Regions from separate parts of the Homo sapiens genome. Here regions 2 and 3 are each linked to region 1. The links are chromatin loops, found by intact Hi-C in ENCODE. Cell type or tissue: PC-9. All regions are shown on one strand. Each heading gives the region's core, and the rest is flanking DNA. Links, peaks and the distances in the headings are about the cores only. Region 1 overlaps CUL3 (cullin 3). Region 2 has its middle 16 kb from the start of FAM124B. Region 3 has its middle 13 kb from the start of CUL3.

The links. A loop is a pair of places that touch in the nucleus more often than their neighbours do. Peaks named below come from ENCODE experiments on the same cell type or tissue, not always from the same donor. Only the 100,000 strongest peaks of a DNase experiment are listed, where the experiment ranks them.
Region 2: it touches region 1 in a loop (7-fold over the local background); 2 of 110 quality-filtered maps call a loop at or near these places.
Region 3: a loop joins it to region 1, with 7 times the contacts of the local background. A loop is called at or near these places in 19 of 110 quality-filtered maps.

Annotation. Positions count from the first base shown.
Region 1 is chr2:224,480,200-224,490,726 of GRCh38, forward strand. It overlaps CUL3 (cullin 3), which reads right to left. Exons shown (of 16, transcript NM_003590.5): 14 at 1,693-1,879. Among named protein-coding and RNA genes, the nearest start is that of FAM124B, 83 kb to the left of the region's middle. RefSeq lists enhancers at 4,501-5,700, 4,967-5,506. In PC-9, for the core only: a CTCF peak has its summit at 5,777; DNase peaks (open chromatin) are centred at 5,332 and 6,142; H3K4me3 peaks cover 3,759 bases; H3K27ac peaks cover 3,827 bases.
Region 2 is chr2:224,412,751-224,423,277 of GRCh38, forward strand. No RefSeq gene overlaps it. Among named protein-coding and RNA genes, the nearest start is that of FAM124B, 16 kb to the left of the region's middle. In PC-9, for the core only: no CTCF peak of the experiment used is centred there; DNase peaks (open chromatin) are centred at 4,771, 5,107 and 5,439; H3K27ac peaks cover 773 bases.
Region 3 is chr2:224,593,035-224,603,561 of GRCh38, forward strand. No RefSeq gene overlaps it. Among named protein-coding and RNA genes, the nearest start is that of CUL3, 13 kb to the left of the region's middle. In PC-9, for the core only: no CTCF peak of the experiment used is centred there; DNase peaks (open chromatin) are centred at 5,817 and 6,517; H3K4me3 peaks cover 1,532 bases; H3K27ac peaks cover 2,141 bases.

The DNA of each region.
Region 1 (10,527 bases), core at 1,003-9,002:
TAGTAATTCCTTTAACTTCTTTGCATGAACTTTTACTACTGGCTACAGTAAAAGCAGCATAAATAGGTAGGGTCTGAGTCTTCGAATATTTGATTATGTTACTGAGCCTTTGACAGTAAAACCAATGTGGTCACAATATTTACCACCAAAGAGAAAATTTTGACTTAAACTATGAGTAAGAGCCAAGATCATTTAAAAACCATTCCCAAGAAAAAAACATTGCTTTGTAGAATTTTATTGCTGAAAAGAACTTTTAAGCTCTAGTGAAATTCATCATATATATATTTCTGTTTTGAACATACCTAAAACACTACATACACATACTCCAGATACACACATAAGTGTGCACACTTAACACGAAAATCTAAAAATCTATGAAGACTTTTTTAAACATAATACTAATATCTGATATTATTATTGCTGGACATGATAGAATCTGGGATAACAAAGACAGTTACTTATTTAGGGTACAGTAGGGTGAGGGTAAGGCAATCCAGATAAATATTCCCACATATTTTCCTCTAATTCTAGGATACAAATGAGCCCTAAAATCCAAAACCTGCATCTGCCCAAATGTATAAAGTAGTTATGTCTTGCATTGGAAGAAAAATAAATTTTATTCCATGACACTGGCTAGCACAGTTTTGTTTTATTCTTAATATATATTTATGTCAAGACATGGGCCAATCTTGGCTAATGCAGATTACTATGATACAGTTTACAACTACAAGACAAAGGGGGCAAAGCCTTGCCAGAGACACTACTCTGTTCTACAAAGTATACATACGAAACAAAAAGATCAAAATGAAAAACAAAAATTTAAGTGTGCATATAAAGCTCTAGAATCCATGTACTCTGGTAATCAACTGTATATTTAACATTACTTTTAAAAAGACTATCATAATATACAATATAAATAACATTTTTTTAAAATCAACAAATGACAGTCATTTAAAAGATCATCTTATTTATCTTAGGACACTGTTTTATTGCACACATATTTGGCTGTAATGAATATATTAGTACTAGGAAGCCTATCTAATACTAGTTTTTAAGCCAAGTAGTAAACAATTAGTTTTAAACATCAATCAGCAAGGGTGGAGTGCCTTTTTTCCCCTTTAAATACACAGAAAACAAGCATCTTACATTATGTTAAATGTTTAATGAATAGAATTTTCATTATCGACTTATATGGCTCTATTAAAAATCATTCACATCAGTATCATTTCTATGTTTTTAAATTAAAGAGGATATGGGTTTTAAGATTTTGAAACAAAAAATATTTATCAAAATATAAATAGCAACATCCAAACATCAAACTTTTATATAGGTCTCCCAATTCTGAAAAACTTCTAAATCAGCTTTAAAATTAGACTTCCACTGACTATTAGTTAACAACTTAAAAACAATTTTAAGTACCAATATGTTCATAAACTGTATTCTATTTATTGAAAAACATGAAAAGAAATACTTTGTTCACACTATAAATTACTTTTTAAAATGCTTACTGTACTTGGATTCAAATGCATTTTGATACAAATACTTATCAATAAAAGCTGCTTTCTTTCTTAAGCCTAAGTATCATGCAGCACCAGAAAAGGAGTATTTTTAAAAGAAATCCAATAGATGAGATTTTTTTTCTAAAGAGAAAAATATATAATTTTTTGAGAGGAAAAATATAATTCCAGATACCTGTTTGAATCTTGACTCTGTGTAGTTTGGATGTGAATTGATCATTAACTGTAAATATATGACCATTTTCTATTTCCTTTGATTTGGGTTCTTTTGTAAGAACCCGCTGTGTTGGTTTACCACAGGCGAGGGACTGTAGGGCTCTAACAAGCTCTCTTTCAGGGATATCTGTCTCTTGCTGAATTTCCTGAAATTTCATCAGATTAACATAATTAGACTTTTTGAAAGATTAAAGTTAGTTAATTAGCAAGTAAACTGACCAAGCAGTAGTTAAAAAGAGGTAATTCCATTAAATAAATAATGCACAAAAAAGAATTCTCTTGAGTACTATGACACATCATTAAAATCTCATTATTTGAACAAACGAGAGGAAAGGGTGATTCAAGTTATAAAATATTAAAAAGACATGTACTTTTTTGTTTCAGGAGATACAATGGCTAATCCAAAAATGTTATCCAGCAGAGATTATCAGGAACCTGCTTCAACATTTAGGTAAAAATAAAGTGTTAACCAACATATAATTGCTAATTTTATAAATATTTTACAATCTTCCATCCAAGTTTATCCAGACTACTCTTTTGCTTAGTAATTTCTTTCATAGAAAAAAGGAAGGTAAGCCTGAGCTCAGGCCTTCTACCATACAATCAAAATTTACCATCCAGACTGACCATATGTATGCTTCTATGACCAAATGAAGAAAAAAAAAAACCTGGAATTACATTAAACATAAATATCAACAAGCAATCTGTTTTGAAGTTCAGGTAATAATCTTTACTGCGTATTATGAATAATGATGTGAATGGTATGAATAAAGTGTAATACTAGGGGAGAAAAAGCAGCTCAGGAAAGAATGCTGTGTAATTTTAAATTCACTATTCTGTCAGTGGGACAGCAAGGAAACTGTACAGTTATATGATTTAGTCTCTACATGTCTATAGTGATATGTGATTGAGTAAAAGTCTTGACACTAGGATTTATTGCTTTGATGCACTGTATACAGCTATCTGTCTCTTTCTCAAAAGCAGCTTATGAAGAGTGGGCATGAAGATGGTGATATTCAGATTATACGAGTAACTGATCTGGAGAGTCAGTCATTCTCTCTAGACAAGTCTTTGAGCAACAGTTCTGTTCTCCTAAAAAACTGTCAGGTAGGCAAGGATTCAGAGAAATGTGATTTTCAGTGATTACACATATTCATTTTCTTCAAATAATCTCTGGTTATATCTACCTACTTTAGACATTTCAAATAGTATAAATGCTAATCCCAGAAAATAGGTGCTATTATTAGAATGAAGATGTTTATTATTACATACATGCTAAAAGTGATTTATTTACATACTTTAGTTATTGCTTAATCATATTCAATGAACCAGAAATACCTTAGGTGGTATTTTAAGATTACAGATCATCCCAAGAGGTAACTATTACCAAAAGTATTTTATAAAAGTCAGTCCTAAAACCTTATAGTGGGGAATTCTTAGCTGCCTAAGAACAGAATGAAATGCCCCTAAAGTCATAAGGTTGTATATATAATGAGAGAGTTAAGCATAACAGTAGTTAGTATACTAGACATCTTTCTATTAGAGTTAGGAACAAGATAAGGATGCCTATCTTTACTATTACTATTTTACCTGCACTCTGGTAATCAATTGTATATTTAAATTACTTTTTAAAAGCAATGTTTTCCTATTCATCTATATATACACATGAATACAAGTATATGCATATACATGAACGTACACGAACACATCCACCTATACACCAGTATTAGTGTTAAATGAGACCATAACATGAATTTTTCTATTAATTTCTTCAGATTTTTCAGCTAGCAAAAAGAGATTAAAGCTACAAGGAATTCCATAGTACTGTTCTATCATGACACAAGTGGAGATTTAGACTGGATCCAATGTTCTGTTGGTACATGCATTTCTGACTTTGAGCACGAAAGCCTGTTTTTCAAAAGCAAATTTCTAGAAATGCACTTGCTTCCTCAAAGTTATAAATATTTTATATTTGCGCCAAGCACGGTTGCTCACGCCTGTAATCCCAGCACTTTGGGAGACCAAAGTAAGAAAATCACTTGAGCCCAAGAATTCAAAATCAGCCTGGTCAACATAGCAAGATCTGCTCTCTACCAAACATTTAAAAAATAGCCTGTAGTCCCAGCTACTCATGAGGCTAAGGTGGGAGGATGGCTTGAACCTGGGAGGTCGAGGTTATAGTGAGACATGATAATACCACTGCACTCCAGTCTGGGCAAGAATGAGACCCTGTCTCAAAATTTTTTTTTTTTAGTATTTGATAAATACTAATGAACTGCTTTCAAGTTGCTTAACAATTTAACCCCCCACAAAAATAGTATATGAATATCCACTCCCTCACACCCTCTTCAACGCCAGATTTTCTTTTGCTCATGTTTGGCTAAAAATGAAATCTCATTATTTTAATTTGTACTTCTCATGACCACTATGGGAAAAAATATTTTTATATTTACAGGATATCTGTAATCTTCTATGCTTTCTCTATCTATATTCCTTCATGTTTTTATACTCAATTGTTTGCCTTCATACTGATTTACTGATGCTCTTTATAGATTATGGTTTTCAATTTTTATGTTATAAGTAATTTCTCCTAGTCTATTTTTAACTTAATGTATCTCATCATATAGATGTGTTATCACTTATGTGGTTAAATCTGTTAATCTTTTCCTTTATTATTTTGGTAATACATTTTTAAAAAGACATTTCTCACATTAAGGTTACCAAAATATTCAACATTTTCTTCCATTATTTATATAGATTTGCACTTATATTTAGATTTTCACATTTATCTGGAATTTTATATTTGATGTGATCCATGGAATTGAGGTCTTAATACTACCCTCTTCTCATTCCCACAAATAAAAAACAATTAAATTCAGTTTTTAGAAACGACAAATTTGAGATCTGGCAAGATGGCCGAATAGGAACAGCTCCGATCTGCAGCTCCCAGCGAGACTAATGCAGAAGGTGGGTGATTTCTGCATTTCCAACTGAGGTACCTGGTTCATCTCAATGGGACTGGTTAGACAGTGGGTGCAGCCCACAGAGGGTGAGCAGAAGCAGGGTGGGGCGTCACCTCACCTGGGAAGCACAAGGGGTCAGGGAACTCCCTCCCCTAGCCAAGGGAAGCCCTGAGGGACTGTGCTATCTGGCCCAAATACTACGCTTTGCCCACAGTTTTTGCAACCCGCAGACCAGGAGATTCCCTTGTGTGCCTACACCACCAGGACCCTGGGTTTCTAGCACAAAACTGGTCGGCTGTTTGGGCAGATACCAACTTAGCTGTAGGAGTTTTTTTTCATATCCCAGTGGCAGCCGGAACCCCAGCGAGAGAGAACCGTCCACTCCCCTGGAAAGGGGGCTGAAGCCAGGGAGCCAAGTGGTCTTACTCAGTGGGTCCCACCCCGACAGATCCCAGCAAGCAAGCTAAGATCCACTGGGTTGAAATTCTCACTGCCAGCACAGCAGTCTGAAGTCAACCTGGGACACTCAAGCTTGGTGGGGGGAGGGGCGTCCACCATTCCTGAGGCTTGAGTAGGCGGTTTTCCCCTCACAGTGTAAACAAGGCCTCCAGGAAGTTCGAACTGGGCGGGTGGCAAAGCTGCTGTGGCCAAACTGCCTCTCTAGATTCCTCTTGACTGGGCAGGGCATCTCGGAAAGAAAGGCAGCAGCCTGAGTCACGGGCTTGTAAATAAAACTCCCATCTCCCTGGGACAGAGCACCTGGGAAGAAGGCAGCTATGGGCCCAGCTTCAGCAGAATTAAATGTTCTTGCCTGCTGGCTCTGAAGAGAGCAGTGGATCCCACAGCGCAGCACTCCAGCTCTGCGAAGGGACAGACTGCCTCCTCAAGTGGGTCCGTGTCCCCCATGCCTCCCTGACAGGAGACACCTCCCAGCAGGGGTCAACAGACACCTCATACAGGAGAGCTCCGGCTGGCATCTGGCAGGTGCCCCTCTGGGACAAAGCTTCCAGAGGAAGGAGCAGGCAGCAATCTTTGCTGTTCTGCAGCCTCCACTGGTGATACGTAGGTGAACAGGGTCTGGAGTGGACCTCCAGCAAACTGCAGCAGACCTGCAGAAGAGAGGCCTGATTGTTAGAAGGAAAACTAACAAACAGAAAGCAATAACATTCAACATCAACGAAAAGAATGCCCATGCAAAAACCCCATCCAGAGGTCATCAGCATCAAAGATCAAAGGTAGATAAATCCATGAAGATGAGGAAAACCCAGTGCAAAAAAGATGAAAATTCCAAAAACTAGAATGCCTCTTCTCCTCCAAAGGATCAGAACTCCTCGCCAGCAAGGGCACAAAACTGGATGGAGAATGAGTTTGACAAACTGACAGAAGTAGGCTTCAGAAGGTGGGGAACAACAAACTCCTCTGAGCTAAAGGAGCATGTTCTAACCCTAAGAAGCTAAGAAGCTAAGAACCTGGATAAAAGGTTACAGGAACTGCTAACTAGAATAACCAGTTTAGAGAAGACCATAAATGACCTGATGGAGCTGAAAAACACAGCACAAGAACTTCGTGAAGCACACACAAGTATCAACAGCCAAATCGATCAAGCAGAAGAAAGGATATCAAAGACAGAAGATCAACTTAATGAAATAAAGCGTGAAGACAAGATTAGGGAAAAAAGAATGAAAAGGAACAAACAAAGCCTCTAAGAAATATGGGACTATGTGAAAAGACCAAACCTACGTTTGACTGGTGTACCTGAAAGTGACGGGGAGAATGGAACCAACTTGGAAAACACACTTCAGGATATTAACCAGGAGAACTTCCCCAACCTAGCAAGACAGGCCAACATTCAAATTCAGGAAATACAGAGAACACCACAAAGATATTCCTCCAGAAGAGCAACCCCAAGACACATAATCATCAGATTCACCAAGGTTGAAATGAAGGAAAAAATGTTAAGGGCAGCCAGAAAGGTCAGGTTACCCAAAAAGGGAAGCCCATCAGACTAACAGCAGATCCCTCTGCAGAAACCCTACAAGCCAGAAGAGAGTGGGGGGGGCCAATATTCAACAATCTTAAAGAGAAGAATGTTCAACCCAGAATATCATATCCAGCCAAACTAAGCTTCATAAGCAAAGGAGAAATACAATCCTTTACAGACAAGCAAATGCTGAGGGATTCTGTCACCACCAGGTCTGCCTTACAAGGGCTTCTGAAGGAAGCACTAAATATGGAAAAGAAAAATCGGTACCAGCCACTGCAAAAACATACCAAAATGTAAAGACTATTGACACTATGAAGAAACTGCAACAACTAATGGGCAAAATAACTAGCTAACATCATAATGACAGGATCGAATTCACACATAACAATATTACCTTAAACGTAAAGGGGCTAAATGCCCCAATTAAAAGACACAGACTGGCAAATTGGATAAAGAGTCAAGGCCTATCAGTGTGCTGTATTCAGGAGACCCATCTTACATGCAAAGGCACACACAGGCTCAAAATAAAGGGATGGAGGAATATTTACCAAGCCCGCCCCCCCCAAAAAAAAAAAAAAAAAAAAAAGCAGGGGTTGCAATCCTAGTCTCTGATAAAAAAAGACAAAGAAGGGCATTACATAATGGTAAAGGGATCAATGCAACAAGAAGAGCTAACTATCCTAAATATATATGCACCCAACACAGGAGCACCCAGATTCATAAAGCAAATTCATAAAGTCTCTACAAAGAGACTCAGACTCCCACACAATAATAGGGGGAGACTTTGATACCCCACTGTCAATATTAGACAGATCAATGAGACAGAAAATTAACAAGGATATTCAGGGACCTGAACTCAGCTCTCGACTAACAGACATCTATAGAACTCTCCATCCCACATCAACAGAATATATATTCTTCTCAGCACCATATCACACTTATTCTAATATTGACCACATAATGGGAAGTAAAACACTCCTCAGCAAATGCAAAAGAATGGAAATCGTAACAAACAGTCTCTCAGACCACAGTGGAATCAAATTAGAACTCAGGATTAAGAAACTCATTCAAAACTGTACAACTACATGGAAACTGAACAACCTGTTCCTGAATGACTAGTGGGTAAATAACACAATGAAGGCAGAAATAAATACGTTATTTGAAACCAATGAGAACTAAGACACGACGTACCAGAATCTCTGGGACACGGCTAAAGCAGTGTGTAGAGGGAAATTTATAGCACTAATTGCCCACAGGAGAAAGCAGGAAAGATCTAAAATTGACACCCTAACATCACAATTAAAAGAACTAGACAAGCAAGAGCAAACAAATTCAAAAGCTAGCAGAAGACAAATAACTAACATCAGAACTGAAGGAGATAAGAGAAAACAGAACTGAAGGAGATAAGAGAAACAGAAAACTCTTCAAAAAAAAAAATCAATGAATCCAGGAACTGGTTTTTTGAAAAGATTAAAAAATAGATAAGACTGCTAACCAGACTAATAAAGGAGAGAGAAGAATCAAATAGACACAATAAAAAACGATAAAGTGGATATCACCACCGATCCCACAGAAATACAAACTACCATCAGGGAATACTATAAACACTTTTATGCAAATAAACTAGAAAATCTGGAAGAAATGCATAAATTCCTGGACACATACACCCTCCCAAGACTAAGCCAGGAAGAAGTTGAATCCCTGAATGGACCAATAACAAGTTCTGAAACTGAGGCAGTAATAGCCTACCAACCCAAAAAAGCCCAGGATCAGACGGATTCACAGTCGAATTCTACCAGAAGTACAAAGAGGAGCTGGTACCATTCCTTCTGAAACTATTCCAAACAATATAAAAAGAGGGACTTCACCTTAACTCATTTTATGAGGCCAGCATCATCCTGATACCAAAACCTGGCAGAGACACAACAAAAAAAGAAAATTTCAGGCCAGTATCCCTGAGGAACATCGATGTGAAAATTCTCAATAAAATACTGGCAAACCGAATCCAGCAGCACATCAAAAAGCTTATCCACCATAATCAAGTTGGCTTCATCCCTGGGATGCAAGGCTGGTTCAACATATGCAAATCAATAAACGTAATCCACCACATAAACAAAACCAATGAAAAAACCACATGATTATCTCAATAGATGCAGAAAAGACCTTTGGTAAAATTCAACACCCCTTGCTGCTAAGAACACTGAATAAACTAGGTATTGAACATATCTCAAAATAATAAGAGCTATCTATGACAAACCCATAGCCAATATCATACTGAATGAACAAAAGCTGGAAGCATTCCCTTTGAAAACTGGCACAAGACAAGGATGCCCTCTCTCACCACTGCTATTCAACATAGGATTGCAAGTTCTGGCCAGGGCAATCAGGCAACAGAAAGAAATAAAGTATTCAAACAGGAAGAGAGGAAGTCAAATTGTCTCTGTTTGCAGATTACATAATTGTGTATTTGGAAAACCCCATCGTCTCAGCCCAAAAACTCTTTAAGCTGATAAGCAACTTGAGCAAAGTCTCAGGACACAAAATCAATGTGCAGAAATCACAAGCATTCCTATACACCAATAATAGACAAACAGCCAAATCACGAGTGAACTCCCGTTCACAATTACTACAAAGAGAATAAAATACCTAGGAATACAACTTAAAAAGGACGTGAAGGATCTCTTCAAGGAGAACTACAAACCAAACAAATGGAAAAATATTCTATGCTCATGGATAGGAAGAATCAATATTGTGAAAATGGCCATACTGCCCAAAGTAATTTACAGATTCAATGCTATTCCCATCAAGCTACCATTGACTTTCTTCACAGAAAGAGAAAAAACTACTCATAAGACCCAAAACCATAAAAACCCTAGAAGAAAACGTAGGCAATACCATTCAGGACATAGGCATGGGCAAAGACTTCATGACTAAAACACCAAAAGCAACTGCAACAAAAGCCAGAATTGACAAATGGGATCTAATTAAACTAACGAGCTTCTGCACAGCAAGGAAACTATCATCAGAGTGAACAGGCAACCTACAGAATGTGAAAAAATTTTTGCGATCTATCCATCTGACAAAGGTCTAATATCCAGAATCTACAAGGAACTTAAGCAAATTTACAAGAAAAAAAGAACCCCATCAAAAAGTGGACAAAGGATATGAACAGACACTTCTCAAAAGAAGACATTTGTGTTGCTAACAAACATGAATAAAAGCTCATCATCCCTGGTCATTACGGAAATGCAAATCAAAACCACAATGAGATACCATCTCATGCCATGTGATGCTGTGCTTCAGTGGTCACGCTCCTAGTCCGCTTTCATGTTCCATCCTGTACACCTGGCTCTGCCTTTTAGATAGCAGTAGCAAAATTAGTGAAAGTACTAAAAGTCTCTGATATGCAGAAATAACGGCATAAGCTGTCCTCTCTCTCTAACCCCCTCTCTCTCTGCCTCGGCTGCCAAACAGGGAAGGGCCCCCTGGCTGGTGGACAGGTGACTCACGTGACCTTATCAATCATTGGAGATGACTCACACTCCTTACCCTGCCCCTTTTGCCTTGTATCCAATAACAGCGCAGCCAGGCATTCGGGGCCCTACCGGTTTCCGCGTCTTGGTGGTAGTGGTCCCCCGGGCCCAGCTGTCTTTTATCTCTTTGTCTTGTGTCTTTATTTCTACAATCTCTCGTCTCCGCACAAGGGGAGAAAAACAACCGACCCTGTGGGGCTGGACCCTACAGGGTGATGGGTGCAGCAGACCACCATGGCACAAGTATACCTATGTAACAAACTTACACGTTCTGCACATACATCCCAGAGCTTTAAAGAAAAAAAAAAAAAAGA
Region 2 (10,527 bases), core at 1,665-9,664, 67 kb before region 1:
GAGGACCCGAGCTGGAATCCTCGCTGTGTTATGCACAAGGCCAAGTGGCTTTGCTCATTCCCAAAACAGGCCAGCCAGCTCGTGGCGATTAGTGAGATAATGAGCTTGCATGTCCCTGGCACAGGATCTGTGCCCGACAATGCTTTCCTTTCTTTAGCGTAGGCAATGTGTGTACTGAATTTCAGTGATTTCATTTGGTACTACTGTATGTGCTTGCTCCATATTTTTAATCCAACCAGTTCTGAGCGACTTTATGAGAACACACATTTTAACATAAATGCATTTGGATTTATTGTTCTTAAGTAGAAAGCTGAGTAGTTTCTATATAAGGGAAATCTAAAGCCTATAGGATAGAAATTATCTGTTCAGCAAAGTCTTACTTGAAGATTAAGAACAGGGACTTTTTTGCGGGGGGACGGGAGGGATGGAGTCTCCCTCTGTCACCCAGGCTGGAGTTCAGTGGCATGATCTCAGCTCACTACAACCTCTGCCTCCTGGGTTCAAGTGATTCTCCTGCCTCAGCTTCCCCAGCAGCTGGGATTACTGGTGTACACCACCATGCCCGGCTAATGTTTGTATTTTTGGTAGAGATGGGGTTTCACTGTGTTGGTTAGGCTGGTCTCAAACTCCTGACCTCAGGTGATTCACCCACCTCAGCCTCCCAAAGTGCTGGGAATACAGGTGTGACCTACCTCACCTGGCCAAGAACAGGCAGGGACTTCTTGACTCCTGGCTCCTTAACCATTACAGAGGCTCCCTACACACGGAAAGGCAAGAGCCTGTCAGAAGAGGCTACAAATGGGAGGAGGGAAGAGACAAAATGAAAAAATTGTGGTTGCTATTAATGTCTTAAGTCATCAAGCTCAACAGCTATATGGGACCTTAGAAGTCTAGTCCAGGGCCAGGCGCAGTGGCACATACCTGTAATCCTAGCACTTTGGGAGGTCAAGGTAGGCAGATCACTTAAGCTCAGGAGTTGGAGAACATCCTGGGCAACATGGTGAAACCCTGTCTCTAAAAATTACAAAAATTAGCCATGCATGGTGGCATGCAATTGTAATCCCAGCTACTCAGGAGGCTGAGGCGGGGGGATCACTTGAACCCAGGAGGCGGAGGTTGCAGTGAGCTGAGATGGTGCCACTGCACTCCAGCCTGGGCGAGAGAGTAAGACCCTGTCTCAAAAAAAAAAAAAAAAAAAAAACCGCCACCTCCCGCAAAAATAACGCAACAAACAAACAAACAAACAAACAAGTCTAGTCCAATTTCCTGACCTTTTAGATTGAGAGTATAAGACTAAAGAAAATAGATTGCCTCAGCTCACCCAAGTTTAATATGGTTTTAACTGCAACTAGAAAGCAGTCTAATGGAAGCACTTTAGTCTACAGATGTAAAAATATAATAATAATACTTAACCCATACTAGTTAACCAGTGGGTATAAGTTTCTAAATATTTCATGTAGGAGTCATATATATAGTGAGAAAGACAGGGTCCCGCTCTGTTGCCAAGGCTGAGTGCATTTGTGCAATCATAACTCACTGCAGCTTTGATTTCTTGGACTCAAGCAATCCTTCCACCTCTGCCTCCCAAGTAGCTAGGACTACAGGGAGGTGCTATCATGCTCAGCTAATTTTTTTTTTTTTTTTTTTTTTTTTTTTTTAGTTTTTGAAGAAATAGGGTTTTGCTTTTTTGCCCAGATGGGTCTCAAACTGCTGAACTCTGGCTATCCTCCCACCTCAGCCTCCCAAATTGCTGGGATTACAGGCATGAGCCACCACACCTGGCCACATTTTTTAAACAGCAATTTTCTTTCATTATGAATGAAGAACCCTTGCCCCACATTCCCAGTGCATGCCCCCTGGAAAATTTAAAGTTATTGGAGAGAATACTAGTACTAATTTGCCATTCTGTCATGGGGACTTTCTTTTCCATATGAGAATAGGGTAGAGAAGCAGACCAGATATAACCCACTGAAAGGTAAATTCAGGAAACATCTTCCCACTTACTACACTCTTCTTACCAGGTAGATAACTTATAGAGCTGGGAGGGAATTGCATACCTAAAAGCAACCAAGGTGTAAAGCTTGCTGGCTGTCTGAAAAGTGAACTGAGAATGAAGAACAGGTAGAAGGAAATCACAGTAGGCATTCAAAGGAACTGGGCACCGAATCAGTGAAAAGTGCCCATTGACTCAGATTCATGGAATAATCAAAGGGAGTTTGCTATAGAACAACTACATGTAGAACTGTACTCAGGTCAAGGTCAGGGCTTTATTTATTTATTTTATTTTGAGACAGAGTCTCCCTCTGTCACCCAGGCTGGAGTGCAGTGGTGTGATCTCAGCTCACTGCAACCTCCGCCTCCCAGGTTCAAGCAATTCTCCTACCTCAGCCTCCCAAGTATCCAACACTACAGGCACGTGCCACCACACCTGGCTAATTTTTGTATTTTTAGTAGAAATGGGTTTTCGCCATGTTAGTCATGCTGGTCTCAAACTCCTGACCTCAGGTGATCTGCCTGCTTCGGCCTCCCAAACTGCTGGGGTTACAGGCGTGAACCACCGTGCCTGGCCAGGGTTTTTATTTTGTTTTACGTTTTCTCTGCTCTTGAGTTTGGGTTTCAGTAAACCCTAGGTTTAAGTGATCAATTATGTAATAACGATACCAACTTTTATTGAGATGGCAAGACTAGTGTGCCCATTGTTGCCTTCATGCTTAACAATTAATAAAATAAGGCTAAGTGTTACAGAATAGCTAGCCAGATTTCCTTGTTAAGTCAATGATGTGGAGACAGAGGGAAGGGCCTAGTCTAGGTTAAAAGAGACTTAAGAGTTATAATAACCAAACACAATATGTGGACCTTGACTGGATCTTGTTCAAATAAGCCAACTGTAAATGACATTTAGGAACAACTGGAGAAACTTGAAAAAAAAATGAGTATTAAATTCTACTGAGGAATTACTACTAATTTTGTTAGATGTGATAATGGTATTGTAGGTGGGTAGGAAAATGTTCTTACATTTTAGTGATGCATAGTCAGTACTTAGGAGAGAAATATCATGATATCTATGATAACTTTAAGAAAAATAGTAGATTAAATAAATTAGCTAATTAAAGTCTACTATGCTCATTGGCCATCCAAAGCAAACAGACCTTGAGATTTCATTAAGGAAAAGAGCAGCCATTATTTGACATCCCTTGAATTGGTTTACCATGTCCATTTACTCTTATAGTAAATGGTAAAACTCTCCAGTACCATGGAAGCTATATTTCTTAAAAGAAATGAAACACTTTACATTTGAGTATTAGGATCATTTGAAAGTAGAGATCATTTGAAATTTCATAAATGTATATTTTTATAGCTTTGTTTTTATTTTAAAATATCTCCAGACGGGCACGGTGGCTCACACCTGTAATCCCAGCAATTTGGGAGGCCGAGGCAGATGGATCTCAAGGTCAGGAGTTCAAGACCAGCCTGGCCAATATGGTGAAAGTCCGTCTCTACTAAAAATACAAAAATTAGCCATGTGTGGTGGTCCACACCTGTAGTCCCAGCTACTTGGGAGGCTGAGGCAGGAGAATCACTTGAACCTGGGAGGTGAAGGTTGCAGTGAGACGAGATTGCACCACTGCACTCCATCCTGGGTGACAGAGCGTGACTCCGTCTCAAAAAAAAAAAAAAGAAAGGAAGAAAAAGAAAATGAAAACGAAAAAAATGTCACCAATGACACTTGGTTTTGGCGGTGTGTGTGTGTGTGATGGTTTCAAGCAATAAAGCAGTAATAGTAAACATGATGGGAGAAAGCATGGAGGAAAAAAAGCCACAGTTAGGTTCTCCCAGTAAATTAGACAATATACTTTTCAAAGCGTTAAAGACATGACCAGCAAATCCTTTCTTAGCTTCCTTTTCTCCACTTATAGGTTATGCCAGCTATGGATTCTCCTCTGGGTGGGCTAGAAGGTGGAGAGACAGTCAGATGTGGTTTTGAAAGGGCAGGCATCATTGTTCCTGATCTCATCAATGAACATTTTCTGACTGCTTGCAATGATGCAGTGAGAGCCATGGCCAAAGCAAACCACTGACTGTTGGACAAGAGGCGGCTTTGCAACTGCCACCCCCAGGGCTTCCCGCAGGCACGCAACACCTTGCAGGTCCTCTCTCTGTGAGCACAGACTATGTCCTCTTTGTGTTAACCTGAAGTATTAGCTTTGACAGCTGATACCTGGCATTTGCAAGGTAAAGCCAGTGTTAATTAATGAGGCATATTTTCAACTCTCTGTTAACTAAAAAGAAAGTCATCATATTCAAAAATGGTCATGATGACAACTCATCGCCAGGAGGAGAGCCATGGGGAAGGTAAGTTTGGGCTGCACCATTTTCTCCCTTGACCCTGCTCCTCTCATGACAAACAGCCTCAAGTTTTGAGAAAGCTGGTGAAGGTTGGGAGAATTATCCACTTGGTATGGATGGAATTGTTTTTCTGGGCTTCAGGGAATGGTGCCTTCATTAGCACCACATTCTTGTCAAAAGAGCTAACTAACACCGCTGCTCTCCACTCTACCATCTATATTAATTTTATTTCTGATTTTACAGAGAGATACTCAGAAAATGTCTTGAAAAGATTTCTGTAAATAGCCTAATCATAATATCAACAAACATGCTTTTAAAAAAAATCTTAGAAACAATAGTCCATTCGCCTAGTAATTAGTTAACACCCAAGCATGCCTTCAAAGGAAAGCATGACACAAGCACTGTGAGATTCCTATCTCTGTGATCAATGCAGGCTCCTGAACAACAGGAAATACAGTGTTAAAGGAATTTAACTCTACTGGAACTGCAGCTTTGAAGATAGGAATATTTATGCCAGGCTTTATTGTTCTGAAGTTACTGATTTGTCCCCAGTCACCACATAGGCTCTTAAGAGGTCTAAGAAGAAACTTCCAACCTACAGGGATATATTGGATTCCATGATCTGCAGAATATATAATTCTACACTAAAGCTTTCTGTCTATAAACACACACACACACATACAAACACACACATGACATTGGTGTTTGTCTGTTTGTTTGCTTGCTTGCTTGTTTTTTTTGAGATAGGATCTCACTCTGTCACCCAGGCTGGAGTACAGTGGCGCAATCATGGCTTACTGCAGCCTTGACCTCTCAGGCTCAAGTGATCCTCCCATCTCAGCCTCCCGAGAAATGGGACCTCAAGTCCACCACCACACCGGCTAAATTTTTAAAAAATCTTTTGTAGAGACGGGGTCCCACAGTGTTACCCAGGCTGGTCTGGAACTCCTGGGCTCAAGTGCTCTTCCCACCTCGGCTTCCCAAAGTGCTAAGATTAGAGGCATGAGCCACCACGCTTGGCTCTGACATTGTTTACCTTGTTATTAATGCACTGTATTTCACCACAATCAAACCTGTGAAAAATTTCTTCCTGTGTTCAGTCAACATAATTTTGAAATTAAATACTTTAAGACACAGATGAAAGAGCCAAAAATACTTATTTGACTCATAGTAGTTATCATCTACCTCATTAAAAATAAAAATGACTACTTTTCTAGAAAACCTATCAGCCTATTGTAATTTCAGTTGTTCATTTGCTTTCAGGTTGAAAAATATATATCTTATGCCAAGTGCGGTGGCTCATCCCTATAATCCCAGCACTTTGGGAGGCCGAGGCAGGCGGATCACCTGAGGTCAGGAGTTTGAGACCAGCCTGGCCAACATGGAGAAACCCCATCTCTACTAAAAATGCAAAATTAGCCGGGTGTGGTGGCACATGCCTGTAATCCCAGCTACTTGGGAGGCTGAGGCAGGAGAATCACTTGAACCCGGGAGGCGGAGGTCACAATGAACCAAGATCACGCCATTGCACTCCAGCCTGGGCAACAAGAGCAAAATTCCGTCTCAAAAAAAAAAAAAAAAAAAAATATATATATATATCTTAAATGTCAGTGATATCTTCCATAGATGCTTACCCAGTGGCCTAAATCTGACCAGATATGCAGCCATGAATGTGGAATTCACTAAGCTTGAAATCCTGTTTTCAGGCTCAACACACTAGATTTTCTAGGTCTTGACACTGTTTCCTTTCATCTCTTTTAATCATGCCCTAAATTCCTCCAGCACCATGGGACCAGCCAAAATACAGGTATCTATCCAAAAATTTTAACTTTGCACTGATGCAAAGGAATGCTCTGGAAATTTAAGTTAACCCACTGCCTCCACTTTTCTCTCCAACTTGAAGCTTGGGAAACCAGAACCAAATACTAACATTTCTCTCCAGAAAAAATAAGGAAATAAATGTGCAGGAAGCTTAGGATAATATTGTCACATTGAGAATCTGTAAAAGTAGGAAAAAAATGCCTAAATTTCATATAGGATAATAATAAGTTAGAATGTAGCCATACACTAGGAGAATAGTGAAATAAATTGTGGAATTATCTTTTTTTGTGTGTAGGGAGGGTGCAGGAAAGAGATTCTCACTCTGTCGCCCAGGTTGGAGTACAGTGGCGCAATCTCTGCTCACTGTAACCTCCCCCTCCTGGGTTCAAGGGATTCTCCTGCCTCAGCCTCCCAAGTAGCTGGGATTACAGGAGTGCGCCACCACACCCAGCTAATTTTTTATTTTTAGTAGAGACAAGATTTTGCCATGTTGGCCAGGCTGGTCTCAAACTCCTGACCTCAAGTGATCTGCCCGCCTCAGCTTTCCAAAGTGCTGGGATTACAGATGTGAGCCACCTCTCCCAGCCAACATTATCATTTTAGAAGCTGCTTTCTAATACTACTGACTGATGTAAAACTGCTTATGTTAATGTTAAATTTTAAAAGTAAGGATATAGGCCAGGTGCAGTGGCTCACGCCTATAATCCCAGCACTTTGGGAGGCCAAGGCAGGTGGATCACGAGGTCAGGAGATCGAAACCATGTTGGCTAACATGGTGAAACCCCGTCTCTACTAAAAGTACAAAAAATTAGCCTGGCGCGGGGGCAGACGCTTGTAATCCCAGCTACGGGAGGCTGAGGCAGGAGAATGGCATGAACCCGGGAGGTGGAGCTTGCAGTGAGCCGAGATCGCACCACTTGCACTCCAGCCTGGGCGACAGAGCTAGACTCTGTCTCAAAAAGAAAAAAAATAAAAGTAAGGATATAATATTTCATGCATAGCATATTTCTAATTTTGGTAAAGAAATCTTTATAGGAAGAACAGTTAGAAAAAAATGTGACTCTCTGAATTACGGAATAACTATGATGTTTTTCATTTTTATCTTTTTGTATTTTCCAAATTACCGTGAAATGTACATTTAGAACTTTTATAAAAATAAAACAATAAATTTTTTAAAAAATAAAATTGTCAAAGCTGGGCATGGTAGTATGCACCTGTAGTTCCAGCTACTCAGGCAGCTGAGGCAGGAGGATCGCTTGAGCCTAGGAGTTCAAATCCAGCCTGAGCAAAAAGTGAGACCCCATCTCTACAAAAAATTTAAAAATAAAAAATTAAAGTAGCCTAAGTGCAGTACCTCCCTCCTTTATCCTGCATAAAAATGTCAGGTAAAATGAGTCCAAATGAATTCAAAGTTCATTGGTGAAAACAAAGTGTTTAGATTTTGCAGTAGTTCGTGAATTTATTTTATAATAGATTGCAAAATTTCAAAGCAAATAAAACATAAAATAGAACTGTACATATCCATGATATACATTTACATTTCAAAGGCAGAATCTTAACTGTACATGTGTACACACACACACACACACACCAGCAACATTTTACCAAACACAATACCCTGCGTTAATTTGGATTTTAGCAAGCTCTTGCATGCAACTTTTTGAAAGCTCCCTTCAAAACTGATATCCCCATTTTCTGGGACCCTAAAGCATATTTATTTTTCTTTCTTTCTTTTTATCAATAATTATGTATTGAACACTGATTATAGGCCAAGCACTATACTAGTGAACAGGGATACATTAACAAATAAAGCAGATATGATCTCTGCGTTTTCACTTGCTCTCACTAGAATATAAGCATCAATGAATACTACTAAGCTAGTACTCATTACAACTCACAACAGCTCTGTTAAGGAAAAGAACCTAGTGGGGCTCTGGTATACATGAGATGTCAGTAAAGACTTCTCTGAAAGATGAGGAAGAACCAGCCATAGGAATAGCATTCTAGGCAGCTGGGGCAGCATACACAAATGTCCTGGGACAGAAAGGCATTTGCTGTGTTTTGGGAACTGCTAGGAATACAGTGTAGCTGAGGCAGGGTAACTGGTAGGAGAATGATATGGTTGGGTGGGGTTACAAAGGAGGTTGGCAGGAGTCACAGCAGGGAATGGCTTCTGCAGGCTGTGGTAAAGGGTTGGATTTGCTGCAGCAGAAGCCAATGGATGATTGCAAGTGTTTAAAAAACATTTTGTTTTTAACTAAATATAGATTCATAGGAAGTTGCCAAGTTAGTACACAGATTTCTGTGTACCCTTCATCCAGCTTCCCCCAGTGGTGTCATCTTACATGTGTATGTATGTGTGTATATATATATATACACATATATATGTATATATGTATACGTATATATGTGTATATATATGTATATATGTATATATATGTGTGTGTGTATATATATAAAATACAATATCAAAATCAGGAGATTGGCATTGGTGCAATACTATTAACTAGATACAGGTCTTATTCAGCTTTTACCAACGTTTACATGCATTCATTCATTTGTATACATGTATATAGGTTTATGCAATTTTATCCCTTGTATGGATTCTAGCAAAGGATCTAAATGAGTGATATAATCCGATTTATGTTTTTGACATCAACTGCTAAGAGGAGAATGGGTTGTGTCAGAAGACCAGTTAAGAGGCTGCTACTTTAATGCAGCGAGGGCCAATAGATGTTCAATCTAGCATTGAGGCAGCATAGATGGTGAAAATAAATGGAATTATTTGGGAGGTAGAAGAGGTGGGGTCCATAAGGCTTGGGGTAAACTTGATGTGAGAGATGAGAGAAGGGAAGAAATGAAAATACTCACAGGTATCTGGCTTGCACAGCTTAAACAGCCAGGTGGGTGGTGATGTTTACTGGGAGGATGCTAGTTGGTGAAGGAGAAGGTTTGGTGGAGGGTGTCTTGAACGTATAAATTTGAGATGCAGATGAAAGAACATTGGGTGGAAGATACACATTTGAGAGTCAACAGCATAAAGACACTATTCAAAGCCAATAAAAGGCTTTGTGTGAGGTCACCAATGGGGTAAGTATAAAGAGAGAAGACGAGCCAGAGCAAAGTGCTGAGCAACTCAATACCGTAAATAGCACATGCTCTTCCGGCCTATCATTTGCTGGTCATTACATCAATAATCTCCTCAGAGAGACTATAAACCTCAAGCTGCAGAGATCCTGCCTTATAATCCTGCTCTATTCTTGACAATGCCTGGCATGGTTCTGTGCACATAAGGAATGCTCAATGAATTCACTTCCATTCAGTAAATATTTGCTAATCACGACCAATTGCACTAGGGAGACAAAGAAGACCCCTGGTTAATTGGTTCAACAGTTACTCCCAACTTCCACCTGTATTAAAATAATGAAGTGAATGGAGTCAGATTGGACATTTTCCTCTCTTCTGATATTGATTTGACTGTACAAAAAAGATATCAGGCCAGGCACAGTAGCTAATGCCTGTGGAGGCATTCGGGAGGCCGAAGTGGGAGGATTCCTTGAGCTTAGGAGTTTGAGACCTGCCTGGGCAGTACAACGAGACTCCATCTCTACAAAAAATATTTTTTTAAATTAGCTGGGGCTGGGCACAGTGGCTCACACCTATAATCCCAGCACTTCAGGAGGCCGAGGTGGATGGATCACTTGAGGCCAGGAGTTTGAGACCAGCCTTGCCACCATGGTGAAAACCCGTCTCTACTAAAAATACAAAAATTAGTCGGGCATGGTGATGCATGCCTGTAATCCCAGCTACTCAAGAGGCTGAGGCATGAGAATTGCTTGAACCTGGGAGATGGAGGTTGCAGTGAGCCAAGATCATGCCACTGTACTCCAGCCTGGGTGACAGAGCAAGACTCCATCCCCCCCCAACCCCCAAAAAATTAGCTGGGCATGGTGCCACACATATGTGGTCCCAGCTACTTGGGAGGCTGTGGTGAAAGGATCACTTGAGCCCAGGAGGTCGAGGCTGCAGTGAGCCATGATCACGCCACTACACTCCAGCTGAGTGACAGAGCAAGTCTCTAACTCAAAACAAAACAAAAGATGTTAATTTAAAATGTTTCATATTTTCTTCTCAATACTGACACCAGCCACCTCTAACAATGTTTTCTAAAGTCTTAATATCTTATTGAAGAGGACACACAAAAAATGGAGAGACATTCCATGCGTTAATTCTGGCATTAATTCTTCTGATCCATTAGTCAGAAGAATTAATATTATTAAAATTACCATAATAACTAAAGCAATCTAAACATTCAATACAATTCCCATCAAAATTCCAATGACATTCTTCACAGAAATA
Region 3 (10,527 bases), core at 1,012-9,011, 110 kb after region 1:
TGAGCCACCACCCCCGACCAAAGATGGGGTTTTGCCATGTTGCCTAGGCTGGTCTCATACTCCTGAGCTCAGGCAATTTACCCGCCTGCTTGGCCTCCCAAAGTGCTAGGATAACAGGCATGAGCCACTGTGCCTGGCCTGGTTTCTGCATTTATGCAACTACTACCACATCCTGTGTCTCTGTCTCTTCCCTGATGCCCACTTCCATTATTTCTTACACAGTGACCTCTCTTTCACGTATATCTTGTACCTATACTTTCATCCTGTCTCAAGCATATCACTTTCCAATCAGCATTCATCTTCCCTGCAATGTTCATTTCACTAGACCTTTCCACTAGCTGTCTCTTATCTATGAAGGAAATTCCCAGGTTATCTGTCCTTCCAGGGATAGTCAAGAGCAGCAAGGTTCCCAGAAACAATGGAAAAGAAGAAACAGCGATGGGAACTCAACTTTGAATTTTAAACCAGTTCAAAATCTTCAACAGGCTTTAAATTATTGACACCCTCTCAGTATTTAGATTAAGATTTGGTTCACTACACATCTAGGATGAAAACTTTAAATCTGTTATAATGACTTTAAGATGTAACAATGGGCTCAAAATAAACGCACAAAGTAATGTATACTATCACTTCTCATGAGCTTTCTTATACTATGTTCTTTCTAAAACATAAGCATCATAAACTTTGGATTTGTTAACTACATACATGTGGTCCAATTCATCATCATTTGTTCGCCTGCATTCCTTTCCCCACTGAGATGACACATTTATCATGTCCAAAAGGGCAACAATGCTGGACCTTACCTCACTCATTACAAAAACAGAAAAGTTAAGGGACTCATGTTAATCATAACTACATGGCAAATTAAATCACCCTTAATAATTTGATCAAAACTATGATACTATATTTTCCAAAGTCCTTTTTTTTTTTTTATTTGAAATGGAGTCTCACTCTGTCTCCCGATGCAGTGGTGCAATCACAGCTCACTGCAGCTTTGAACTCCTGGGCTCAAGCAATCCTTCCACCTCAGCCTCCAGAGTAGCTGGGACCACAGGTACATGCCACCACGCCTGGCTTTTTTTATTTTTTGTATAAATGAGGTCTTGCTTGTTGCCCAGGCTGGTCTCAAACTCCTAGGCTCAAACTACCCTCCCACCTAGGCCTCCCAAAGTGCTAGGATTACAGGCTGAAGTACTTTTTATGTCTATTGATAAGAAGGCAGTTCTTCCCATAATTATGTCCAGGCATCTAGAGGTAATTGGAATGGTCCATGTGGCTGTAGTTTGATCAACTCATTCATCATTGGTTTTTGATGAATTTTCATGGCTACTTCCAATGTTACGCTAACCAGTGCTACATGCTAATGAGTGACGGTGGGAGGGATAGGGAAGGATTACAAATTAGTTGAATACAAGCAATATTGCTTTTTTTTTTTTAATTTATTTTTATTTTTTGAGACAGTCTCACTCTATTGCCCAGGCTGGAGTGCAGTGGCGTGATCTCGGCTCACTGCAACCTCTGCCTCTGTGGTTCAAGTGATTCTCCTGCCTCAGCCTCCCAAGTAAACTGGGATTACAGGCGCCCGCCACCGTGCCTGGCTAATTTTTGTATTTTTAGTAGAGACAAGGTTTCACCAGGCTAGTCTCGAACTCCTGACCTCAGGTGATCTGCCCGCCTCGACCTCCCAAAGTGCTGGGATTACAGGCATGAAATATTGCTTTTTAAAACAAGTCAGCAGACTCTCCTCCATATCAACAACTAATACCTTTGAACCCACAGAATATTAGTAATTATAATTATTTACTCAAAGCAGTAGAGTAGATGAGTAATTGGAGAAATATATGACATTAGATGACTGCTAACAATTAAGTTTGCCCATGAAAATTATAGTGCATCTGCTATGGTTTGGATATGGTTTTTTCGTTTCCATCAAAACTCATGTTGAAATTTGATCCCCAATGTGGCAGTGTTGGAGGTGGAGCCTCGTAGGAGGTGTTTGAATCATGGGGGGCGGATCCCCATGAATGACTTGGTGCCATTCTTGCTGTAGTGAGTTCTCTCTCTCACAAGACTGGACTGCTCCAGGAATAGATTCCCTGGCTAAGTGCAGTGGCTCATGCCTGTAATCCCAGCAATTTGGGAGACCAAGGCAGGCGGATCTCTTGAGCTCAGGAGTTTGAGACCAGCCTGGGCAACATGGCGAATACCCGCCTTTGCTAAAAATACACGCACACACACAATTACCTGGGTATGGTGATATGTGCTTGTAGTCTGAGCTACTTGAGAGTCTGAGGTGGGAGAATCACCTGAGTCTGAGAAGTCAAGCTGCAGTGAGCCATGATCCTGCCACTGCACTCCGGCTTGGGTGACAGAGTGAGACGCTGTCTCAAAAAAAAAAAAAAATTCCTCTGAAAGGAGGTTTTATAAAGTGAGGTTCCTCCTCCTCTTTGATCTCTTTGCACACATGTTCACTTCCCCTTTGACCCTCATCATGTTTTGACCTAGCTCATGGCCAAGCAGATGCTAGCACCATGCTTCTTGTACTTTCCAGCCTGCAGAACTGTGAGCTAAATAAACCTTGTTTCTTTATAAATTGCCCACTCTCAGGTATTCTGTTATAGCAACAAAACAGACAGCATCTGAATCAGCTAAATTGCTTTCCACTGCAAGTAACAGAAAACCTAACTCCAATTGGCGTAATCAAATATATTATGTCATATAGCACGAAGTCCAGAGGCAGGATGGATTCCAGGCATGCTACATCGCAGGGCTCCAGCCCAACGTTGTGATAGTTTTCTTGGCCCTGGGCTCCTACTTGACTGGTGGCAAGGTGGCTACAGTCATTATAGGTATCACAGATACAACAAAGTCCAGACCAGAGGAAGAAGAGAGACTGTCTCCTTCTTATGGATCTGTACTATGGGTAGGAAACTGTTCCCAGAGGCAGGAGACTCTCTCTCATGGCTCATTAGCCAAGACTAGGTTACATTCCTGTTTTAATCCATTCAGTGCCAAGGGGGATGGGCATAGTTAATACTAGTCATAGAGGTGGAATAGATCTTGGGAGTCAACCACTACCACTTATTAGTACAGAGCCTGTTTGTTTATCTCTTTCTGAAGAGATTTACATGGAGATTAATGAGTTTGAAGGGAAATGTCCAGGAGGTGTGAGTGTGTGTGTGTGTATAATAGTGTATGGCTAATGAAGGTGCATGATCTCAGGCCTCAAACTGCACTGAAGAATAGTTCTCATCCACAACAGTTCTCAGATGATGAGAGCAAAGAAAAGTACATCATAGGCAGGGCCCTACGGAAAGGTGAGGCTTGTTCCAAAAGTTACCGTGGGTGTGCACATTTTCACAGACACCTGCACTCTCCTGTCAGGGGTTCTGGGCTGCTCTTTCAGAAGCTCTTAGAGAAGCCTTATTCACTGTTACCTGCTTTTATGTGATCTATAAACTAGCCACAGGCAAATGAGAACAAGGTGGTTGCCCACACAGTGCAACTTGGGGAGGAAGAGGCCCTTTACCCTCCAAAACTCTCTCCTCCAAAAATAAAGCAAACCAAATGCACAAAATCACAGAAACCAAATTAGCTTCATGCTCAGGTAGACTCAATAGATAACTATGGGACCAGCCTGGGCTACATGGTGAAGCCTCATCTCTACCAAAGAAAAAGAAATTGTTATTTTTTTTTTAGATGGTGTCTTGCTCTGTTGCCCAGGCTGTAGTGCAGTGGTGCCATCTTGGCTCACTACAACCTCCACCTCCCAGGTTCAAGCCATTCTCTCGCCTCAGCCTCCCAAGTAGAGTCAGGGTATTTTTAGTAGAGACGGGGTTTTACCATGTTGGCCAGGCTGGTCTCGAACTCCTGACCTCGGGTGATCCTCCGGCCTCGGCCTCCCAAAGTGCTTGGATTACAGGTGTGAGCCACTGCACCCAGCCTACAAAAAAAATTTTTTTTTCAAGTTAGCCAGATGTGGTGGTGTGTGCTTATAGTCCCAGCTACTCAGGAAGCTGAGGTGGGAGGATCACCTGAGCCCAGGAGGTCGAGGCTGCAGTGAGCTATGATAGCACCACTGCACATCAGCCTGGACGATAGAGTGAAACCCTATCTCAAGAAAAGAAAAAGAAACTGCTTTATCATTTTGCCAAAATTTCTAGTAAGGCAGACACATCTATATAAAACACATGAGAAAATAATGTGAGAGAGAGATTCAAGTATGTGTCCTACTTGAGCCAATATATGGGGAAGAAACCATAAATATAAGACTCTCAGGAGAGGGGCCCATTTGGCCCTCTGGGCGCTCCTCTTCTTGTAGTCTGGCTCCTGAGAAGGACGCTGGGATTTGGTTCTTCATTTCCTGCTTGTTGATAAGAAACTGGCACCTTACATTACAAATTAATCAAGACATTGCCAAAGAATAAAGTGTGATCTTGGGTTCATTTTGGACCCTCCTAAGAAGGGTGAGGGGGTATGTGAGAATTTGGTATTGGGATGTTTAGTGCAGAAATGTTTATACTTGACTGATGCAAAAATGTTTTATCAGTCATTGTGGAACCCCTCAAGCGCTTGACCCTGTCTTTACTATTTGGTAGCAAAAGTGCATGTGTCTCCCTAAGATGTGAACAGCTGGCATAACAAGGAAACTTCCCTTTGGGAATAGAAGTTAGTATTTTACGTCAGATCTATTCATAATTTATTGCTTCTTTTGGGGGGATCATTTACTAACCTCCTTTTTTTTTTTTTTTTTTTTGAGACGGAGTTGCGCTCTGTCACCCAGGCTGGAGTGCAGTGGTGCATTCTCGGCTCACTGCAACCTCTGCCTCCCGGGTTCAAGTGATTCTCCTGCCTCAGCCTCCCAAGTAGCTGGGATTACAGGTGTGTGCCACCACACCTGGCTAATTTTTTGTATTTTTTAGTAGAGACAGGGTTTCACTGTGTTAGCCAAGATGGTCTCGATCTCCTGACCTCATGATCTGCCTGCCTAGGCCTCCCAAAGTGCTGGGATTACAGGCATGAACCATCACGCTTGGCCTTTTTCTTTTTTTTTTTTCTTGAGATGGAGTCTCGCTGTGTCGCTCAGGATGCAGTGCAGTGGTACAATCTTGGCTCACTGCAACCTCTGCCTCCCACATTGAACCGATTCTCCTGCCTCAGCCTCCCGAGTAGCTGGGATCACAGGTATGCACCACCACACCCAGCTAATTTTTGTATTTTTAGTAGAGATGGGGTTTCACCATGTTGGCCAGGCTGGTCTTGAACTCCTGACCTCAAGTGGTCTGCCCACCTTGGCCTCCCAAAGTGCTGGGATTACAGGCATAAGCAACCGCGCCTGGCCTAACTTCCTAAAGTAAGGAAATATCTAAGGTACAATTTCTGGTATTTTCACGGGGGTATACTTTCCCAACGGAATGGAGGGCTACCACTGATAAAACACCACCTGTGTGCCTGTGTCATGACTGCATTGCTTGTTTCATGCTCACACAGTCCTGTGTGACTATTATTATAATAGTATTGTGACAAAGAGCACTGGGGTCAACTAACTAGCCAAATGCCCTTGGGTGCTCCTTTTTAAAAACATAAAGGAGGGGACAGTAAAAGTACCTACCTCACGAAATGGTCGTGAGAATTAAATGAGCTAGGGAATGTTGAGTGTGCTTCACTCAGCACCTTGCAAATAATAAGCACTTCGTAAATATCTGCTTGTGTTTTGTTGTTTTCCTCATTTTACAGGTAAGAAAGTCATATCTTCAAGAGATTAAGTAACTTGTCATATCAGAGACAGGTTAAGTCACTTGCTTAAGGTCACCACATAAGTTAGTCATGAGAGAGGAATTCAAACCCTTTTGTCTAATTTCAGGTTTGTCCAATTCTAGAGTCAGATGTTTCACAACTATGTCATCTTTCTGTTGAATAGTCTATTTCAAATACTTTATTCCAATTATGCAAGATAATGGGATGAAGCTCCTAAAAGTTGGAACGTTAAAATAAATATTTTTTTGTTGTCATCCTGAGTGTTCTGCACTTAGGAGGCATTAAGCGGATGTTGCTGCATGACTGAAAAATGGGGAATCTATGCTTAAGAACTTGATAAACTACCATGTTGCAGTTTTCAGTAATAGACTGAAAATGTAATAATAACTCATACTGGCCGGGCGCGGTGGCTTATGCCGGCAATCCCAGCACTTTGGGAGGCCGAGGTGGGTGGATCACGAGGTCAAGAGATCGAGACCATCCTAGCCAACATGGTGAAACCCCATCTCTACTAAAAATACAAAACTAAGCTGGGTGTGGTGGGACGTGCGTGTAATCCCAGCTACTCGGGAGGCTGAGGCGGGAGAATCAGTTGAACCCGGGAGGCGGAGGTTGCAGTGAGCCAAGATCAGGCCACTGTACTCCAGCCTGGCAACAGAGCGAGACTCCGTCTCAAAAAAAACAAACAAAAAAAAAACCCAAAAAACTCATACCTTAGCAAGGTGAAGAGGTTTGCCTGAGGTTGTAAAGCTAGCAGGTGGCAGAACTCCAGGGGGAAGTGTGCGTGGCTGCATTCCTGACCCATGTTCCTGACTGCCCTGCTGAATTGTCCCCTTGCTTTGAAAAAGCTCCCAGTGTGTTCAGAGTGAATTTTCTACAGTATATAGAAAAACCTTAAGTAACCAGGACCTAAGAATCAGGCTTTGTTGTCTCTGCTCTGGTGAAATAAATGCCATCAAAATAAACACATAAAACCAAAAAAACACAATATGCAAAACCAACAAATAAAGTAGCCAATAAAACAAACACCCTCGTGCTTGGTTTGCGGTGGGTATGGGGTCCCACAAAGTCAGTCAATTTCCATGCCATCTGCAACTTCTCTATTTCTGTCTGTTACTATGATCTTTACTCATGACCACCGTCTTCGAGAAAAGATTTCGTTTTGCTAAGTGTTCTCTCTATGTTAGAGAAAGGAGCTAAAGTTTCAACAAGTTTTGAAGCGAAAAAATTTTCTCAGTTCACCAGAAAATTTATATTTATCTAAATGTCCCAGCTATGGTTAAGAGAATTTTTTTTAAGTAACCGCAGTACAACTTCTTTTATTGCAGTTTATTGTTTTTTGGATATGGGTATACTGTGCGTCAAGTTGCATGTACCCAAATAAATCAACCAACTAAAGAGAAACTTGGTGTGTTTCAGCTGGCCTGTAAGGTGAGGTTTTCCTTTAACACCAAATTTTAAAGCCATTCTGATGCATTGTGTTACAGCAAACATAACTGGTGATTCAATTCTGAATATCTGAATCACCTTAAAATGTAAAAATAAATACATACTTTTATTATATGTGAAATTTTAGCTCAAAAGGAAGAAAAAGAACCATAGGCAACTCTTTATTCTAAACTCTGTTTAACAATATGCAGGCTGACATGTTTGGGAATGATGTATACTGATGTTTTCAACTTGATTTGAAGTGCATCAAAATAATAAGGATTTTGGATGGATATAGGGATGGGTAGAAAAATAGATGATAATACCACTGCACAGTTCCTTCAACCTTACAATATGTTTGGAAATTTTCAATAAAATGTTGAGAAAAACATGAATGCATGGATTAAATTACTAGTAGTCAGACATTATTTAAAAGAGTCCAGAAAATGCTTGTATGATAGAAAATCTCACATTAAGTGAACTTGATTATGAAAACATAGAATTAATAACGACTTTGGTTGCAATTTATCAGTGCCCAGTAAGTGCCAAGAACTGCACAAAGCGCTTAATAAATGTGATCTAATTTAGGCCAGGTGCCATGGCTCATGCCTGTAATCCCAGCACTTTAGGAGGCCAAGGTGGGCGGATCACGAGGTCAGGAGATGGAGACCATCCTGGCTAACACGGTGAAACCCCATCTCTACTAAAAATACAAAAAATTAGCCAGGCTTGGTGGCGGGTGCCTGTAGTCCCAGCTACTCGGGAGGCTGAGGCAGGAGAATGGCATGAACCTAGAAGGCGGAGGTTACAGTGAGCCAAGATCACGCCACTGCACTCCAGCCTGGGCGACACAGTGAGACTCCGTCTCAAAAAAATAAATAAAAATAAATAAATAAATAAATGTTATCTAATTTAATACAAATGTCTTTTGAAGTATGGGGAATTATCCTTATTTTACAAGTTAGGAAACAAGCATAAGAAGGTTATATAACATTCAGAGAGTACACATCCAATAAGCAGCAGATACAGAAACTGTATCTGTCTGGGTCTATAGCCAATGCTGTTAGCCACTGCACTCCAGGAAAGGGAAAACTGAACTGGAAACCTTTAGAGATTATCTAATTCAATGTCCCTACCTCTTGTCACAAATGACACAAATGTTCAGCAGCACTAGAATCTCAGAGTTTCGACTCTGGTTAAGGCTTTCCCACTAGTCACCGTGTGTCACACTAAGTACAGCTGTTTTTGACAAAATGGATTCACTATAGGATTCCTTTAAGTAAAAAATTTCCATAATGCACTTTAATTCTAATTTGATATAGTAGAATTTGATCTATATACTTTTCTTTCAGGCATCATATATGTCATAAACAGGGGCACCCTAATGCTACAAACAGTATGTCCAAAAGTGTAACATTTAGCTTGAGCTTTTGAATGAACTGAAATTGCGCAGATTTCCCTGATGGGAAAAAGGCATGAAATTCTGAAATATTTAATACATATATATTGCAGCCATTTGGGTGAAAATGCTGTAATTCTGATAATTCTGGAAATTGTTTCACAGCTCAATTCTAAACCCACAGCTTTTCTGGGCTTTTTTTTTTTTTTTTTTTTTCTGATTTCCATGGTGCAAACCACCTTAAAAAAACAGGAACAGAGGAAAGGAGAGTTGAACATTAAAAAATAAAAAAGACATTTATGTCCTTTCCTCCACTTACAACCTATCCCTTTTTCCCCCGATTTGCCTTCAGTATTATTTTTGAAATCCTGATGCGGATGTGTGGCAGCATTGAAGAAACTAAGAGAGCCACTCAATCTCATCTTAGGTTTTAAGTTCTAGGCAATTGTCCATTGATTCCAGTACAATTAGTCAAGTGTCTGGCAGCTTTGGTGTTAGAAGTATTGGGTTTAAGTTTCAGCCCCATCACTCACTAGATGAGTGTCAGTGAAACACCTTATCTTCTGAGTCAGTTTTCCATCAGCTATAAAATACTAACCTGACAGGATTATTATGGGTATCAAATCAAAATGTATTTATGCTTTGAAAACAAAAAAGCAAAGACAGAAAAGAACAATGTGATCAACATTTTTAAAAATTTACCCTTTGTTTTTGCCATTTTCTATCAGGCATAATTATATGTTTTTAGCGTATGATGAAACTATAAACATCTTTCTTGATTTCAGAATATGGAAGTGCTGGAAGATAATTTTCCATTGATCTCTTGCATATCTGCACATCTTGCAAGTGAGGCACTGATTTCCTTTATTACAGACTATTTTTTCAAGGATTTTTATAGAACAGCCTTGAAAGAGATGATGTCTCTTTGTGGAGCAAACAGCAGGCATGCTTACTATTCAGTATAAAAGATTAGGGTTCCCTAACTTTAGGGTTTCTCTACTATTACACAATCAATTTTATGTGTAGCTGTCTATCTGGGCTTGTCCCTGTTGCCCTGTGGGAATTGGGCCTTGGGGTACTGGTGAAAAGGCTGATACTGTGTCCGTAATTGGTGAGTTCTTGATCTCACTGACTTCAAGAATGAAGCCGCGGACCCTCGCAGTGAGTGTTACAGTTCTTAAAGGCGGCGTGTCCAGAGTTTGTTCCTTCTGATGTTCAGATGTGTTCGGAGTTTCTTCCTTCTGGTGGGTTTGTGGTCTCGCTGGCTCAGGAGTGAAGCTGCAGACCTCAGCGGTGAGTATTACAGCTATTAAGGCAGCGCGTCTGGAGTTGTTCCTTCCTCCTGGTGGGCTCGTGGTCTCGCCGGCTTCAGCAGTGAAGCTGCAGACCTTCGCGGTGAGTGTTACAGCTCATAAAAGCAGTGTGGACCCAAAGAGTGAGCAGTAGCAAGATTTATTGCAAAGAACGAAAAAACAAAGCTTCCACAGTGGGTAAGGGGACCCCAGCGGGTTGCCACTGCTAGCTTGGGCAGCCTGCTTGTATTCTCTTATCTGGCCCCACCCACATCCTGCTGATTGGTAGAGCCAGAGTGGTCTGTTTTGACAGGGCGCTGATTGGTGCATTTATAATCCCTGAGCTAGACACAAACGTTCTCCAGGTCCCCACCAGATTAGCTAGATACAGAGTGTCCACACAAAGGTTCTCCAAAGCCCCAACAGAGAAGCTAGATACAGAGTGTCGATTGGTGCATTCACAAACCCTGAGCTAGACACAGGGTGCTGATTGGTGTGTTTACAAACCTTGAGCCAGATACAGAGTGCCGATTGGTGTATTTACAATCCCTGAGCTAGACATAAAGGTTCTCCAAGGCCCCACCAGAGTAGCTAGATACAGAGTGTCCATTGGTGCATTCACAAACCCTGAGTTAGAAACAGGGTGCTGAT